Linked DNA regions of Homo sapiens: regions 1, 2 and 3 are each linked to region 4. The links are chromatin contacts, found by Hi-C or POLR2A ChIA-PET in ENCODE. All regions are on one chromosome and are shown on one strand. Each heading gives the region's core, a stretch centred on a gene start or an enhancer-like site at or near the end of the contact. The rest is flanking DNA. Distances are from core to core; before and after follow the strand shown. Region 1 overlaps AUTS2 (activator of transcription and developmental regulator AUTS2). Region 2 overlaps AUTS2 (activator of transcription and developmental regulator AUTS2). Region 3 overlaps AUTS2 (activator of transcription and developmental regulator AUTS2). Region 4 overlaps AUTS2 (activator of transcription and developmental regulator AUTS2).

Region 1 (3,926 bases), core at 513-3,012, 170 kb after region 4:
TTCTTTCCTGTCTAAATGACGCTGGTCACACTTCATTAGGAACACTGTCCTGATCAAAAGCTACAGCCAATCATGTCCACAGAACATCGAAGAAGCAGCTGGTCATGTCTAGCTGGTGTCTGGCACAATTCCCACTCACAGAGGATGCAAGCAGGGCCAGACACACTTCCCCAGGGCCAAAGAGGCAGCTAGTCATGTCTCTGGCACATTACAGGCTGCTGTAAACTACATGTCCTCTGCTGATTGTGTTCCTACGTCATTGGCCCACTAAAGATAGTCTCAAACTTGAGTAAGTCCTCGTAGCCACAAAGACCACTGGGAGTTTAGCAGTCCTCTCCTTCATTAGCTGGTTGTGACACTGAGGGATTTAAGTCAAGCTGCTGGTTTCTAATTCTCCAGACAGCAGGTTCAATCCTTCCCCAACATACAGAAGTTTACAACAGCCACCATTCTATACACCGACGACAACATCCATACTCTCTTAGCACAGACTGCATATACTATGTCAAGGAAACAGTAAAGAATTAGCACAAATCTGATAGTTAAAGCCTCAAAGAGCCAATTCTTTCAACTCAAATACTTATTTTCAACTGTATTGACATAGTACTGTTGTGACATTTACTTAAAAAGATGAGGTGGGTGGGAGATTTTTAAAACTACAGCCCTTTAAACACCTAAAGAAACAGTAGGATAGAAGCAAGAGCAGAATTTGGTTGAGGTATTTTTGGTTGTTGTTTTCTTTTGAGCTTGCAAGCTCTTTATTCTCCAGTTGAGCTATCCTGTTTGTCCCCAGGGTATAGTGCAGAAAGCTTTATACCCAAGATTCAACATGCCAGTCATGCCCTTAAATCCCAGATGTGTGTACCCACATCAGGAGCCTGGCTGTGTCAATATGCAGGTGCGGAATGACTCAGAGGTGGGCCATTCATACCAGAAGAGGCATTTGCCTGGGTTCAGAGTGAATCAGAAGTTCAGTTATTAGTAATAGAAGTGGTTATTTAAATGTATGATTTCATCCTAATTAAAACTAATGGGGGAGAGAATTTGCATTTAGCTGCCTAGTAAATAGCTCTGTTATTTCACTTTTAATATCTGAAGGGTATTAGCAAGATAAGGTTTTCAGGGCAGGAGGGGAGGGAAGTGAAGGTGGTGGGTTGTTATTCCCACCCCCTGAAGATTGGTTTTATATCCTATTCCTTTTCTTTAGTGCTTTTTAACAACCTCCACCCATCTAACCAACCCCCTAGGCCAGAACCTAATAAAACATTCCATCTTAGAAAGCTAACAGTCCAGTACACCTAAGAAAACCACCCAGGGACACCACCGAACATCTTGCATTCACACTAATAACTGCAGGATATCTGATTAGGAGAATGCAAAATAAGAAGCCATTAATAGCAGCCCTCATCTCCTTCCTCCACACTGATTACCAAAAGAACAGCAGCAGCTGAATCAGAGCTAAATCCTATTCACAAGGGACCTAGGGCAACAAAGAGGAAAAAAAACCGTTAGAGTAGTGCTTCTCAAGGGAAGCTGCTTTAAGTCATTTTGATTCTGGCATCAATCACGCCTGCCACAAACCAATAAGCATGTATAACGCAAGCAAAGACTAGATTCCATTCCTTCCCTCCCTCCTGGGGTTCAGCACAGTGCACCTAGCATACTTAATTGCCCTGCCAACCAAACTGCTACTTGCAAGGCCTCCAGAGGAACTCAGCTAGTCCAAGGCTGAGTTTAACTCACAGGCTTAAATGTTTACCCTGAGAGCACAAAAATATCAGCTGGGGAGAGGGAACAGATGGCCTCAGGGCAGCCCACTCTCACTCTCACAGAAGCTGACTAACCACAAGACTCTTTCGAAGAGTTTTACCCTCTCTGTGCCTTAGTTTTTTTACCTGATAGCATATCTGCTCCCCAGGGTCATTGTGGGAAGTAAACAAATTAATTCACATAAAATACCACGAACAGTGCTTAATAAAAATTAAGTGTCTCCACCCTTGTCCCCCTCCCATGTACCTATAGAAGAGAGAGAAGGGGATGAAAAAGGAGAGAAGGAAAAAAAAAATGGATCCAAGGATATGGCTTAGATTTACAGATAAAGAACCTGATGGCCCACCTCCCCAAATGACCCCCTTGCATTGAACTTTACTCCACCCCAAATCTGTAGTTCTCTCCCTTCCAAAGGCACAGTTTCTGACTCCTGGCTTAGCAGTCAGTGAAGATGATCAGAATTCCCCTTCTCTGCAAAGAACCTCAGCAAAAAAAAAAATAATAATTAGCGTTTCCATAAACACAGTATTTTGAGATTGGTGAGGGATCTGTGGATCCCCAAACTCTGTGCAAGTCAAAATGAATTTGCTGGTAGACAGCCAATGTTTCCGATTTGATTTGGCAGAATATACCCAGTTAGGATGTTCTCTCAATGCAATTAGCAATGCACTGTCAATGAGCAGTTTAGCTATTGACAATACCTGTTGCAATTTAATTTTAAATGTCAATGACTTGTTTGGGTTCACTGTAACAAGGCTTTTATGCATGACAAATAAGCATCCTAGAACAACAGGATGGATGAGCAAAACAAGAGGGTGAAGAAAATCAATAGACACTGTATAAGGGGCTGTCTTTCAAACATCCCCCTGTGGCTATGACTGCCATGAACAAGGCAGGCTGCTCCTCCCAGGAGCAGACTGGGGACTTAGGGAGTGTGTTACTGTCATCTACTTTTGCAACTGATGCCCACTGTTCCTAATGGGATATGGGAATGAGGAGCAGACCAGGTTCTGGAGATAACCCGGACTAGGCAAAAATGCTAGCCCAAGCAGGGACTTGCTTCTGAGGACACCACAGTGACTCTGCCCGACTTTTACTAGCTAGGTGGCCTTGAGCAAGTTATCTAACCTCTCTTTGCCTCAATTTCTTCCTCATCTATACAATTAGGATAATTGTAAAGAATATATAAACAAACATATTACAAGCACTTAGCACAGTACTTGGTACATTAATAGCATTTGATAAATGTTAGCCTCTTGTTATTATTCAATTGAGTTAAATGGTTGATATTACTCAAAAAAGAAACAAAAAAAACAATCTATACACTCGCACAACATAGAAGGATGTCACCAATTCAAGCATCTACAGTGCAGGACTTTGAGTAAAGTTGACTCCCATGGAAAAACTGAGAGGGGTAGAGTCTACAGCAAAATGGAAAATCTGTACCCCTTTCCTAGAGCACTCCTGCTCTCAATAACAAATGAAGCCAGGCATGCAGCATGGCCTGACACTGCCAGGTGTTCTGATTTTCCCGGAATAACCCTAAATCTGGATTTTTTTAAATGTGAAATGTCCTGGACTTTAAATGTTGAAAAGTACCTCCAAAATTTTTAAAACAACAAATATGCCAAATGAACCAAACCTGTGCCTGGACCAGGTTTATTAAAGACTATATTTCTGAGAAGTCTCTCGTCCAGGGTAACCCTTAAGAACTCCCTAGGGAAAAAAAAGTCACCAAAAGTCTTTACTCATTTCCCATATAGGTGAAGCCTTACCAGAGAATAACACCACAGAAGGGTCTGCAGAGAATCTGGAGTGTCCTCTAAATCACAGGACAAGAAGCTGCAGCAGGTGCTTCCATGCTGACTTACAGCCTGCTTACTGAGAGGGTAAGTGGATGATTTATGAGTTGCAAAGGTGATGCAAAATGCTAATCAGCTTTAAGCTGACACTGGATAACACAAGCAAATTTATATCTTCTCTAAAATAATTCAAATGCTTTTCATGAGGAATAGCAGGCAAGGATAAAGATGAAGTGATAACACTTCAGAGACTTCACAAAATATCCCAATTAATCTAGGCCATAAACCTACAACAGATCCTCACTTCTGAGCACAGGAGCACATCCCGGCTGAAAATCACAGGAAATACCCAAG
Region 2 (3,880 bases), core at 1,023-3,522, 210 kb after region 4:
CCCTTTGGTAGACAAGTCATCAAAGCCCAGCTCAACAAAATACTATCTAGGGAAAATTATTTGCTTTTCTACTAGATCAATAAGTAGCAAATAAGGTTAGAGACTAGAAATGAGCAATCAATAAAATAGGGAAAGCACCATAACCTGTCACTGGTTTTGGCCACATCCTTCGTTCCTGTCTACCGGTTTTCACAAAGAGAGGAGAGACAACTACTATGTCACTCAATTTTTCGCATATACACACCTAACATTTTATTGTGCTTAAAATTATGGGACCATTATTAATGGCCAAGACACTCCATATCAGATCACCACTGGAGAAAAACTTGCCCTAGAGAGTTCTATGTATAAATTGAGTTATACATAGATGTATTTTACCCAAAGTCCCTGCTCAAGCTTAGGATAACAGGAGTTTCTAAAAGTAACATCCTGTTCTCCCTTCTCTTTGTCTTCAGGTCTGTCTTAGTGTCTTAATCAGCAGAGCCATAATCTAGAAGGCTCCACTATAAACTGCCGTGTTATCACAAAATGTCTGATCTACTTGAAGAAGTGAAGGAAAAGCGGCATGCTGATCCACTACAGAAAGTTCCCATGGTACCTCATGAATTTTTGAAGCTGTCTCATAAATCAGTTCAGCCAAGATCACTTAACTTGGTCTTGTTACAAATCCTGCTGCCACAGTGGACAGTGTCTGAAATTGTAATTTAAAAATGGAGGAAGGACTCTTCCACAAAAGCTGGGGTGGAGAGCTCACAATGCCAGTTCAGGAGTGTCTGAATACAGAGCTTGGGATGCCCAAAGTCAAGGACGAGAGGAAACTGATCTGAGCACTAACAAAATCCTAAGCTGCAGAAGATTCATTTTCTTTCACTTATTTCTGTAGGTATAAAGCTAAGACAGTCTGAGAAAAAGCTCAGACTGCACCTCATAGCAAATCTAGAAAGCCTACCCCTGACATCACCACAGCACTTCTCATATTGAATCACGATTGGTGGGTTTCTTAATTTAATCCTCTCTCAACTGTGAGTTCCCCAAGGCAGAGATCATTTTATTTATCCCCAGTGCACCTAGCTCAGTGCATGGCACCATGGATACAGTACATAAATATTTGGTGGATGTCTACTTAGAAGAGGCAATGCTTCTTGTAAAAGAAAAGGAAGCCTATACAATTCAGTTCATTTGCCCTTGGCAAAGAGGAACATAAGATCTACATCCTAAAACTGATTCTCAGAGTAAGGTCCTTGGACTAGTAGCATCAGCAATGCCTGGGGCCACATGAGAAATGCAAATTTTAAGGCCCCACCCAGGCATACTGAATCAGAAACTATGGATGAGGTCTAGCAATCTACATTTTAATAAGCCCTCCAGACGATTTTAATGAAAAGTAAAGTTTGAGAATCATTGTCCAACAGTTTCTGTGCATACACATACGTTACAGCTTCCTAACCTATCCCTTAGAAGTGAGACAACTGAATAAGATAACTCTAAACGTTTTTTAGATGTTTGGAAATAAGTTTACACACAACCATGAACCAGCTTTCCTGGTGGTGTTAATTAATTACATATGCAATGCTGGTTCAGTGGTTTTTATTAATCTGTTTCTCTCTGCTCACAGCAAAGACATACATATTTTACCAATGAAAATACAAAAGTCAAACCAACAGCTGAGACACTAGAAAAAAAATCTTTTTACAAATTGACCAGAACACATTAGAAAATTAATGTTACACAAAGTGACAAGAAGGTCAGGTTCTTAGGGCAAAATGGAGGTCATTCTGCATTTATCTCCAACTCAAACAACTAAAAGACATTCAGCAAAGATCTCCTCATTCTCCCCACTCTGTGCATGGCTATGGTGGCCTTCTCCCAGATTATCTGCTGGTATTTCTAAAGAGCAGATCGAGATAAGAGGGTAAGAGTATTCAGAGTGCTCAAAGAGGGAGGAGCAATTTTGTCACATGGAGACTTCAATGACATGTCAACAATGAGCCTAATTACCCTGCTGCTATTCTGAAAATAATTCTATACCCTTCACGTAAAAAAAAAATTCTATACCCCAGTGAGTCTATTTTGGAGGGAAAACAGCCCAGCAAAGACACCCTTGGCCAGCATTAGAGAAGGCTGACGTTACTAAGGAAACTCACTTGGGGAGGAAGTGCTGAGTCTCTTGGCCTTTCCCTGAGGAGGGGTAAGGTAACCAAACCAAAAAGGGAAGAACAGAGGTCCTCTTGAGCCTATGCAGCTGCTAGAGGTGCACCGAGGCTAACCGCAGGCTTCTAGAGGTGTCAAACTGCTCTGCAAAACTAAATTTGTCCTTGTGGCTGGAGAAATCGCAAAAAGAAAAGTGAATTCTCACCCATGATCTGACAGATGCATGTGCTTCACTAGCCACGAATATATTCAGATATTAAAGGGGCAGCAATTTTTAAAACTGATCATAATACGTTTTCATTCAGGGCCCACAAAACAAAAATACCACAAAGGGTGTCTTCCTATTTGTAGATGGAAAAAGAGCATTTCTTGAGTGTCAAGAAGGCCCCTTCTTGTGTTCTCCCGTAATACAGAAGCTACTGACCAAGAAACCGTGCTTAAAAATAAAGATTTTTTTTAATGTCTAGTTTCCATACCCAGTTTCAAGAAATTCAAAATTAGAGTAATTTTGGTCAAAATCTGTTAGATTTATTCCTGCAGTTGTGGGAGGGGGGCATTTTTAAAATGCTTCACTAAAACAGAAAATATACAAAAGCATGCTCTTAAAATATAGCAAAATATTATAAACAACATCAAGCCTATTAATGTCTACTATCAATCTAGTTTTAAGAGGATAGTTTTTTAAAATGGATATGAACATTTGCCCAATTAATTTTGTTTTTAAAGTGAGTATTAAAAAGCACAATATTTAGTCGAATGTGATTCAAATTCATCCAAATCAGGACCTACCCCTAATCAAATATCTGACTACAATTTTTCAAACAGTTAATAATTTTTTTGTTTTATATTTTATTAAGCTGAATAACACAATATAGTATTTCCTCTATATGACCAACCTGAAAATATTATATTCCCTGTTACTTTGTTAATCTATATTTATATTTTTAAAAAAATTTTTTTTCTTTTTTATACAAGAGTCTTGATCTGTTGCTCAGCCTGGAGTGCAGTGGTGCGATCACAGTTCACGGCGGCCTTGATCTCTGGGGCTCGAGCTATCCTCCCACCTTAGCCTCCAAAGTAGCTGGGACCACAGGGGTGTGCCACCACATGTGACTTTTTTTTCTTTTTTCTTTTTTTGTAGAAATGGAGTCTCACTGTGTTTCCCAAGCTGATCTCAAACTCCTGGGCTCAAGCAATCCTCCCACCTCAGCCTGCCAAAGCGCTGGGATTACAGGCATGAGCTACCATGCCTGGCCTGTTAATATATTTTCAGTGATTAAACAAATGATGACAAAACATAGGTTACCACGTTCTCTCCCATGGAATACCCATTTCTGTAAACACCCAAAATGTTCCAGTGGGGTTTTCCTGCTTTATAAAGCAGTACATATTTTAAACCCCTTTTACTCTTAATTTCAAAGACGTTTGGCGTTTTGCAAAGCTAGAAAAAGTAATTTTATCTCTCACTGCCATACCTACAGTCAAACTATAAATAGTAAGGCCACCTTGTAAAATAATGGATTTCAATCTACTTTCAACTTTGAGGGTCCGCATTACAACTATAATTACTTCTTTTAGATAACTCCTGTCCACTAAGCACCCAAATACAGAACAACGAAAGCCAACTTTCCACTTATGAAAACCCACAGAGTTTAATTTGTGATCTATTCTTTGTTCCTGAATAGGAACATGGTTTTGCCATGTTGCCTAGGCTGGTCTCAAACTCGTG
Region 3 (4,127 bases), core at 1,156-3,655, 230 kb after region 4:
TGGTGGTTCATGCCTGTAATCCCAGCACTTTGGGAGGCTGAGGCTGGCGGATTACTTGAGGTCAGGAGTTCAAGGCCAGCCTGGCCAATATGGTGAAACCCTGTCTCTACTAAAAATACAAAAATTAGCTGGGTATGGTGGCGCGAGCCCGTAATCCCAGCTACTCAGGAGGGTGAGGCAGGAGAATCACTTGAACCTGGGGGATGGATGCTGCAGTGAGCCGAAACCATACCACTGCACTCCAGCCTGAGCAACACAGAGAGCCCGTCTCAAAAAATAAAAAATAAAATAAAATACTCAGATTCATAGAAAGAGAAATGAGAATGGTGCTTACCAGGGGCTGGAGGGAACAAGGGAGGGGAGTTGTTGTTTAAGGGGTATAGAGTTTCATATTCACAAGATGAAAAATTTCTGGAGCTCTGTTTCACAATGAAATGACTATACTTAACACTACTGAAGTATCTACACTTTAAAATGGTTAAGATGGTACACTTTGTAATATTTTTTTAACACAATAAAAAACAACAATGATAATGCGTGTATGCTAGCACACATGCACAATAAGTAGATAAAGACAGGCCTAGGGACAACTCATCTTAAGTAGCTGTTTAAAGTGATTTCATGCAAGTAATTGAATCAGACAGTATATTTGCCACCTGGATTATAACTGCTAAACAAAATGCTCAAAAGCCAATTCTGACAATCCCTACCTATGTAACCATACTTAAGTATTCATAAATGAATCAATGAATGACTTGAATCAATGGATTACTTCTGAAAAACAACTACTATAGGATTTCTATTTAGTATAAGGCAGCATGCCTAAACCCACTTCATGATAAGAATAACATACACGTGCCATTAAATTTTTCCAATGTAACAGGAAAAAAAGTCAATGCTCTTCCAAAACACATCTAACTAAAAAATGTAGTATCTATGTAGAGACAAGTATATAATGTTAAAAGAAAACAACTGTTTAGTCAAGAAATGGTAATTCTTATAAGTTTTTTTAAAGGAAGAAAAGGGGACTGATTTCATTCAAAGGTCCTTGTGTGTCACAAAAGTTAAAAAAAAATTTTCTCAAATGTCTAAATTCAACCAAGTAAGGCAACACTCAACCATTTCATCCAGTTAAAATAAATAAAACTAAAAATCTATTCCATAGATGATGTATGTAACTGACATTTGCTTCTACTCCCCAAAATAAATTATTACTGACATGAAATATACAATCACATATCTTACAAGCCCAAAACATAGAAATGCAAAAGTACACACAGTCTTCTCTTTCCTGATTTCTTCCAAATGTAGATCATTCCCAGAAGTATTTTTTTCATTATTTAAAACTATCAATCTAGAAAGATTTCAATGCAGACAGAGTTATTTTTTTACATTTGAAATGTCTGCCGAACAATCTACCAGGTATCACACATCATCATTTATTTCCATAAAATCAACACAAATTTTAAAATGCAATAGCTAAGTTTACTGAACACTTAGTTATAACTGCCTCAATATTAACTAAACAATTCTCAGAGCTGCCTTATAAGGTAAGACCTGGAATCCCCATTTTATAGGTAAGATAACTGAGGCATGTAGCTAAGGCATTGTTGAGCCTGAATGTAAATCCTGGCAGACTGGTTCCAGAACCCATGCTATTATATTAACCACTACCAATACTATCGCCCATTAATGTACATGAAAGACACTGACACACTGGTCAATTCTTCTGTAACTCCAGGAAATGGTCCTACAGAGAGAACTAAAGAGAAACTACGAATGCCAAACATTCTGGCCTTGGCCAGTCACAATCTCTCTAGCTTTGTTTTTCTTATTGTGAAGTAAGTTTAAAAAATCCAACACCTGATAATATAGTTGGCTGGAAACAAAACCCAGCAAAAATATACACATATACTTCACTATGGCGACAGCATGGCCAATTACTCTCCTGATATCTCCCTTCTTCCACTTCCAATCTAGAGACAGGCCTTCCTTTGCCAAACATACTTTCCCATCCCCACAAAAGTAATTCTACAGCAAAACGTGCAGCATTATCGGCAAAAGCTAAACAGAAGGAGTCAGCATCTCTCTTCTAAGCCATGTCCCTGTCTGAAATATAATACAGTGGGCAAGTTGTTTCTCTGAAATAGATGGATCTATGGTTTGAGGGCAGCACAGAGCGTAAATCTGTCTCCATGAATGGCTCACGCCGTGTCTTTCTCGTTTTGTGTGCTATTGTGTGCTATCTGGCAATATATCTGTCACAGCTCTACTTCCTCCCTTCCACAAGAACAAAAGTTGAGAGAGATTGGAAATACAACCCCAGGCACAGCCTTATAAAGGCCACAATTGAGTTTCTGAAAACTCCAGGCCAACTCTAGGCAAAGCACCAGTTCAGCCTGTCTGTACACGAGGCAATTTGGTTAAGTAATAACACCATTTCGCCATGATTTTTGTTCCGCTCACAACAGAAATCATATCAGAGAAACCACGACTTACCATAAAATTATTTTAAAAAGAGAAACTTGATTCTGATATCCAAATAGAATATAAATTCTGCTTTTACACACGCTGGTCCCATCTGTAACACCCAGAAGTCAATTCAAGAGGCTGTAGACAGTGAAGGGATAACTTCAGATTTCCCTTGAAATGTTTTTGCAGCCTCAGCAGAAATTCAAAATGCCAGTAGTGTTGCTCTCAGTGTCTCTGTTCTGGCCCCCAAGACCCACAGGCCTGGCTTCCTCCAAGAAATGCTTGCATGAGGATCAAGCAGGGGACGAGTTTTTCCTGTGCCTGTCAGAAAGAATACTGGCCTTTCAGATGAGCACTTCCAGATTTCATAGGTCAGCCTGAGAACTTAAAACACTATTACAAAATCATTGTCCTTCAGCCCCAAGCATCTTAAAAGTAATTTATCAGCAGCATCACTGCCAACCTTACCCCAAGAGCTTGCTTTGGCATAACAACTGTTCAGGGTCTCAAAATGGGCTTTTCCAGAGAACTCGTAGAGGTCCCTGTGTTTAAATTACTGATCCCAAAACTCAAAATAGAATCTCAGCCCATTTGAAAACTGCACTTATAAAAACCACCATTTAGGCTCAAAGCTATGTAATTTGCAAATGCTCCTGCTTCTGTCTAAGTTTGCTTTTGGTGCTTAAAATCCAGCCAAAGGATGGAATTTAATACAACTACAAAATTAACAACAGATGGCCTAGTACATTTAACCTAGAGGAGTAAACAATGTGAGCGATGTCTCCAAAAAATAAATCTCCCCAGGAAGGCTATAAGAATATCTGAAAAACACCAAAATAAAAACTGGTGACTTCAAAAACGAAACTCAAACCCAGATTAGATCATCATGTAAGCATTACCATTTCCCTAACAATAAGTGTCAGTTTCTCCTTTCATCCACGTAGACCTTTTGTTAAGGACAAGATACCATCTTTTTTCCTCACTCTTCAACAACTTTCTCATCCTATAGAAGGGAAACGCTGGCAAAGGCTGGGTTAATGCTGGGGTTTCCAGTTAAGCACTATAGTTTTACAACAGTACAAAAATAACCAATTTTCAAACTATCAGAACACAATAAAAGATATTCAGCATGAACTTTAATATAATGTAGCTTTCCTTTGAAGACCCTGGAAAACTTGTACCTTGGATTTGTTGCCAGAAACATCAGTTATCACTATTAGTCAAGGTAGAGTGATGGGCAGCTCAGAGACCAGTAGGGGGCCACTAACTAAATCTTAACATCAAGCACCTCACTTCTCTGGGCTTTTGGCTGTCTTTATTTATAAAGAATGGTACACAGAGACTCTCTAAACTCTATCAGCTCTGACAGCCTATATTTCTTCAGAAACCCTTATACTCAAAAAGCTCCATTTAACAAGACATCCAAATAGATTAGATTTTCTATCTCTCTTCAGAAATTTTCTATCAGCTGATAATTCCCAAGGAATCTCCATAAACAGGCACCAAAATTGTCCACTGTTAAAATGAATGATGAGAAGCTGTGTGTTCTTGAAAAGCATCTACATATGAAACATAATGCACTTCCTTTACCCTTCTGTGAAAAAAATCTACTTCAATATATGAAGCATGGTCAGAAAACAGTTTCAGAATACTTT
Region 4 (4,251 bases), core at 420-2,919:
CACTGAAATGTTCAAGGGAAAACTAAAAAAATGCAGTTATATTGTATCTATATTCATATTTAATTAAAAAGAGAGTTAACAGCACTTCCAAGAGGGAGGTCATTCCTTGTTCAGCACAAGATTTCTGTGCAAAGCTATGGGCAATAAAACAATTCAACATATAAACATTTACAAAAGCTACCATTTCAGTAATGCTACTAATGCTTTAGCAAACAACTCTGAAGATAAGAAACAAATCACAATCCTGCAGCTGGGGGCAGCCATAAGAGAATCAAGATCATCAACCACTGTCAAAGTCCAATAAAATCCACCCTCTCTCTTCCTTCTTCTCTTGTTTGCCTCTGGGCTCCAACTGCCTTTAACAGAGTTGTATCATATGAAAATGTTTACAAGAAACAAAGTTATATGTAAGAACTTGAATATGATACAGTTGGCCCTCTGTATCCATGGATCCAACCAATGGCAGACCAAAAATGTGGCCTACAATGGTTGCTTATATACTGAACATGCACAGGCTCTTTGTCTTGTAATTATTGCCTAAACAATGCAATATAATAACAAATTGCATAGCTTTTACACTGTACTAGGTATTATAAATAATTTAGAGATGATTTAAAGTTTGTGAGAGGATGTGTGTTGGTTACATAAAAATACTATAACATTTTATTTAAGGAACTTGAACATCCACAGCTTTTAGTATCCATGGGGAGTCCTGGAAAGAATCCTCCTTGGATACGGAAGGAAAAATGTATCCCAAAGTTCAAGAGAACAAATAACCATTTACTCCTGCATAGTAACTTTATGAAGAGCTAAAGGAAGAAAGGAGGATGAAGTCCTACGATAAACTCACAGAGAACACTACAAGATGTCAGCAGATTTTACATAAGAACCTCACACAGTTGTATACATTTAAAGAGAACTACACAAAGGTAAGACATGAGCAGGCAGCTGGGATTGCCAAGCATTCCCCTAGGTTGGTTTCCAGACAAATAGGTGTTTTGTGTGGTTTTCTTTTTTGGAGACAGGACCTCGCTCTGTTGCCCAGGCTGGGGTGCAGTTGCGTGAACATGGCTCACTGCAGCCTTAACTTCCTGGGCCCTTGCAATCCTCCCACTTCAGCATCCCAAGAAACTGGGACAACAGGCATGCGTCACCATGCCCAGCTAATTTTTTTATTTCTCTAGAGACAAGGTCTCATCATATTGCCCAGGCTGGTCTTGAATTCCTGTGCTCAAAGCAATCCTCCCACCTTAGCCTCCCAAAGTGCTGAGATTACAGGCGTGAACCACAGCACCCATACCAATAACTGTATGTTTGACCCTTTGGGCAAGGTGTGACATTCAACTCTGCCTATGTATATACATAACTGAATCTCCAAATGCACCTTTGGCTTTTACAGTCTTAGAAAATGAATTACAAATTGGGCATGAAGACATCCAACAGTTCTCAAGCAACATTTACCACACAGAATTGCCTGCGTCTGCCTGTCTTAAAGCCCACCCACAATTTCATTTTCAATTAACAGCTCCTCGAAAGGCAGTAATGAAAGCAGTTGCTAAAGAGCATTCAGATGTCACCGAAAGACTGCAAACCCAAACTGTAAATAGCACATTGTGAGTCGCCTGTCACCACCATCAACTCCCACGGGAATCACGCAGCATGTGGCTATCACAACCATCTGCTCAGTTCCCCACCACCACCAGTGCAAACCACACAGACACCCATCTCCTCCCACTTCCCACTCATTACCTGTCATGTACAGACTTGTGTGGATACAAGATTGCTGTGAACAGAGATTAGAATGCAGAATGTACAGAGGCTTATTTCATGTTCTTTAGCTGAGATCTGGCCACATGCAGATAACTTTATATCATCACAAGAGGGAAAAATGTAAAATTTAATCAGCACAAAAATACACAGTTTCAAATAAAGAAAGGGAGTTCTGTCCTACCCTCATCAACTACCAAAAGTGTACTGGCTAGGCCTTATTAAAGGAAAGATGTGCTCCCTCATTCTTCAATCACTGACATTGTAGAAATTTATGGGAGCCAGAGTTGAGAATCACTCCTGTCACTTTATCTTTCTTAACTCCTCTATCAATATATGGGATTTAAATGGCCCTTAATAAAGTTCTGCATGCACAAATACACATATAAAATTTTCTTACTTTGGGAAATATAAAAGGTCACTGTTTTATGGAACAACTCCTGTAGGTATCAGGATCACCCAAGCTGAATTATGGCCCATTCTTTTCATTGCAGTTCCTTTTCCCATTCAGCTTATTTTCTCTCTGCAGGTTTTATTTTATGAGGTGGTAGTTAATGTGCTGTGTTGGTTAATTTAGGGTATCAACTTGACTGGATTAAAGAATACCTAGAGAACTGGTACAGCATTACCTTTGGGTGTGTTTGTGAGGGTGTTTCCAGAGGAGATTGGCATGTGAGTCTCAGTGAACTAAGTAGGGAAGGATCTGCCCTCCATGTGGGCAGGCACCATGCAATCAGCCGGGTGTCCAGATAAAACAAAAACAGAGGAAAGGCGAAATGGTCTCTCTCTCTCTCCTAGAGCTGGGATATAATTTCCTGCCCTTGATCATCTAAACTCTAGGCTCTCTAGGCTTTGGACTTGAGGACTACCCCAGTCTCAGGCCTTCAGACTTGGTCTGAGCCATACTGTGAATCCCAGGGTCTCCATCTTGCAGATGGCTTGTTATGGGACCTCTCAGCCCCCATAATCATGTGAACAAATTCCCCGAATGAATCCCCTCTTATCTACCCACATATATATTCTACTGGTACTTGCTCTCCAGAGAATCCTAATACATATGCTATGTCCTTTTCATAGTCAATTTTTACTAAATTTTTATTTAAAATTACAAATGTCATTTAGGATAAAATTATTACTGGTCATAACATTCCAAAGATGTATCTCACTGAAGTTAAGTGATGTTTATGCTCACTATTCCCAACATTCAGGGCTCACAGCAACAAAGTATAGAGTCAAAAGACACAAAATGAAAAACACGAATAAACCTGTTTCCAAATGCTCAAGATAAAACAAAAGCAAAACACCTTTCATATAACTCATTATTATATTAGTGTCAGGTTTACCAATCCCAGTTACAAACCAATACTTCCAATACAATACGTGAGTAATTCCTGAACACAGACAAGCCTAGATTGGGGTTCTTCAATTACCTGATGTTAAAACTAGCATCTCACTCTTATTCAAGTCAATCAATATTCCAAAGAGAGATCATAAGCCAATCTTTTATTCCCTCCATCTTTCCTTACAGTTTTTCTTATTTCTATACTTTAGGCAAGGGGAAAAAGTAGTATGCAACTTAAATTCATAAAAAGGAAAAAAATATAAAGAATTTTATTTGATACCTTAGCTTGTAACCTTCACATGACTACAAAATTTTTCGAAAGCAAATGAAATCCCAATTAACATGGTAAACTTGAAATTTTGAAGTATGAGGTAGAAACGGTTTAACTGACATTCTTAATACTAGTTCAAGGTACCAGCAGACATCTAAATATTATAACAAAAGTATGTATGAAAGAGCACATAGCAAAGTTCATGTCTTTTCATTATGACAGTAAAATCCCAAATTACATTCGTGTCTCAAATGCTCTGATTTCCAGAAACCTGTAGGCTCTAGAGTCAAGCTGGATAAATACCTGTGTGATTTTTGGCCTAGATTTCCATCCAAAACTAATTAGCAGATCTTCAGAAACGAGACTTGAACTGGATCCGTTTAATCAAAGTTTTCCATTATAAATCCTCCTTTGCAAGTTAATTTCTACTAGTAACAAATTTAGAGAAAGCTCTTCAGACAAAAGCAGTAAGTCTAAGTCGTGCTGAAATAAGGGACCAGCCTCTGGTAGCAAACACTCTCAACAGGAAAGAGCATGGGCTGGGATAGACTGTTCCATCAGGACAGGTGGGAAGAGAGGGTGGCTCAGTCACCTGGGCTCTTAAGTCTATAGCACCACTATCACTTACTCCAAGGAAGACCAAGGTACAATGTCAATACATGAAGCAGATGCAACCATGCAGAGTTCTAGTAATCACTCTAATTTTAAATGCCTGGCACTGGGATGGATTCCTCTTCTTCCTAGAAAGCAGTAGACACTTTTGGTGTCTACAGTTTACAATGTCAACTACAAATCTCCCACCATACTGGATTTTCAGAGAGAGAAGAGCAAATTTTTATTCCTAAAAAGAAATACCTACCCAGATCAACTT

Evidence for each region. Hi-C counts contacts between places; a loop is a spot of excess contacts on that map. ChIA-PET counts read pairs that join two places held with the same protein, here RNA polymerase II (POLR2A). Pooled maps may share reads with other maps.
Region 1: a pooled map shows a loop between it and region 4 (9-fold over the local background). The contact joins two enhancer-like sites. A Hi-C loop is called at or near these places in 18 of 37 single-sample maps with no recorded cell type and 5 of 50 pooled maps. POLR2A ChIA-PET finds 5 or more read pairs at or near these places in 3 of 52 experiments (CD8-positive, alpha-beta T cell, GM12878 and SK-N-SH).
Region 2: a pooled map shows a loop between it and region 4 (4-fold over the local background). The contact joins two enhancer-like sites. A Hi-C loop is called at or near these places in 1 of 168 maps with a recorded cell type or tissue (OCI-LY7), 12 of 37 single-sample maps with no recorded cell type and 4 of 50 pooled maps. POLR2A ChIA-PET finds 5 or more read pairs at or near these places in 1 of 52 experiments (HEK293).
Region 3: a loop to region 4 is called in a map with no recorded cell type, with 4 times the contacts of the local background. The contact joins two enhancer-like sites. A Hi-C loop is called at or near these places in 1 of 168 maps with a recorded cell type or tissue (GM12878), 8 of 37 single-sample maps with no recorded cell type and 6 of 50 pooled maps. POLR2A ChIA-PET finds 5 or more read pairs at or near these places in 2 of 52 experiments (GM12878 and HEK293).

What each region holds. Positions count from the first base shown.
Region 1 is chr7:69,736,369-69,740,294 of GRCh38, reverse strand. The region is part of intron 1 of AUTS2 (activator of transcription and developmental regulator AUTS2); the gene reads right to left. Among named protein-coding and RNA genes, the nearest start is that of AUTS2, 140 kb to the right of the region's middle. Within about 2 kb of position 1,762, at least 3 of the 41 ENCODE cell types and tissues checked have a DNase peak (open chromatin) inside an H3K27ac peak, as active enhancers do; they include GM12878, where a contact is called at or near this core.
Region 2 is chr7:69,694,568-69,698,447 of GRCh38, reverse strand. All of the region lies in intron 1 of AUTS2 (activator of transcription and developmental regulator AUTS2), which reads right to left. Among named protein-coding and RNA genes, the nearest start is that of AUTS2, 98 kb to the right of the region's middle. RefSeq lists an enhancer at 1,196-1,245. Within about 2 kb of position 2,272, at least 4 of the 41 ENCODE cell types and tissues checked have a DNase peak (open chromatin) inside an H3K27ac peak, as active enhancers do.
Region 3 is chr7:69,676,834-69,680,960 of GRCh38, reverse strand. The region is part of intron 1 of AUTS2 (activator of transcription and developmental regulator AUTS2); the gene reads right to left. Among named protein-coding and RNA genes, the nearest start is that of AUTS2, 80 kb to the right of the region's middle. Within about 2 kb of position 2,405, at least 5 of the 41 ENCODE cell types and tissues checked have a DNase peak (open chromatin) inside an H3K27ac peak, as active enhancers do.
Region 4 is chr7:69,903,874-69,908,124 of GRCh38, reverse strand. The region is part of intron 2 of AUTS2 (activator of transcription and developmental regulator AUTS2); the gene reads right to left. Among named protein-coding and RNA genes, the nearest start is that of AUTS2, 310 kb to the right of the region's middle. Within about 2 kb of position 1,669, at least 2 of the 41 ENCODE cell types and tissues checked have a DNase peak (open chromatin) inside an H3K27ac peak, as active enhancers do; they include GM12878, where a contact is called at or near this core.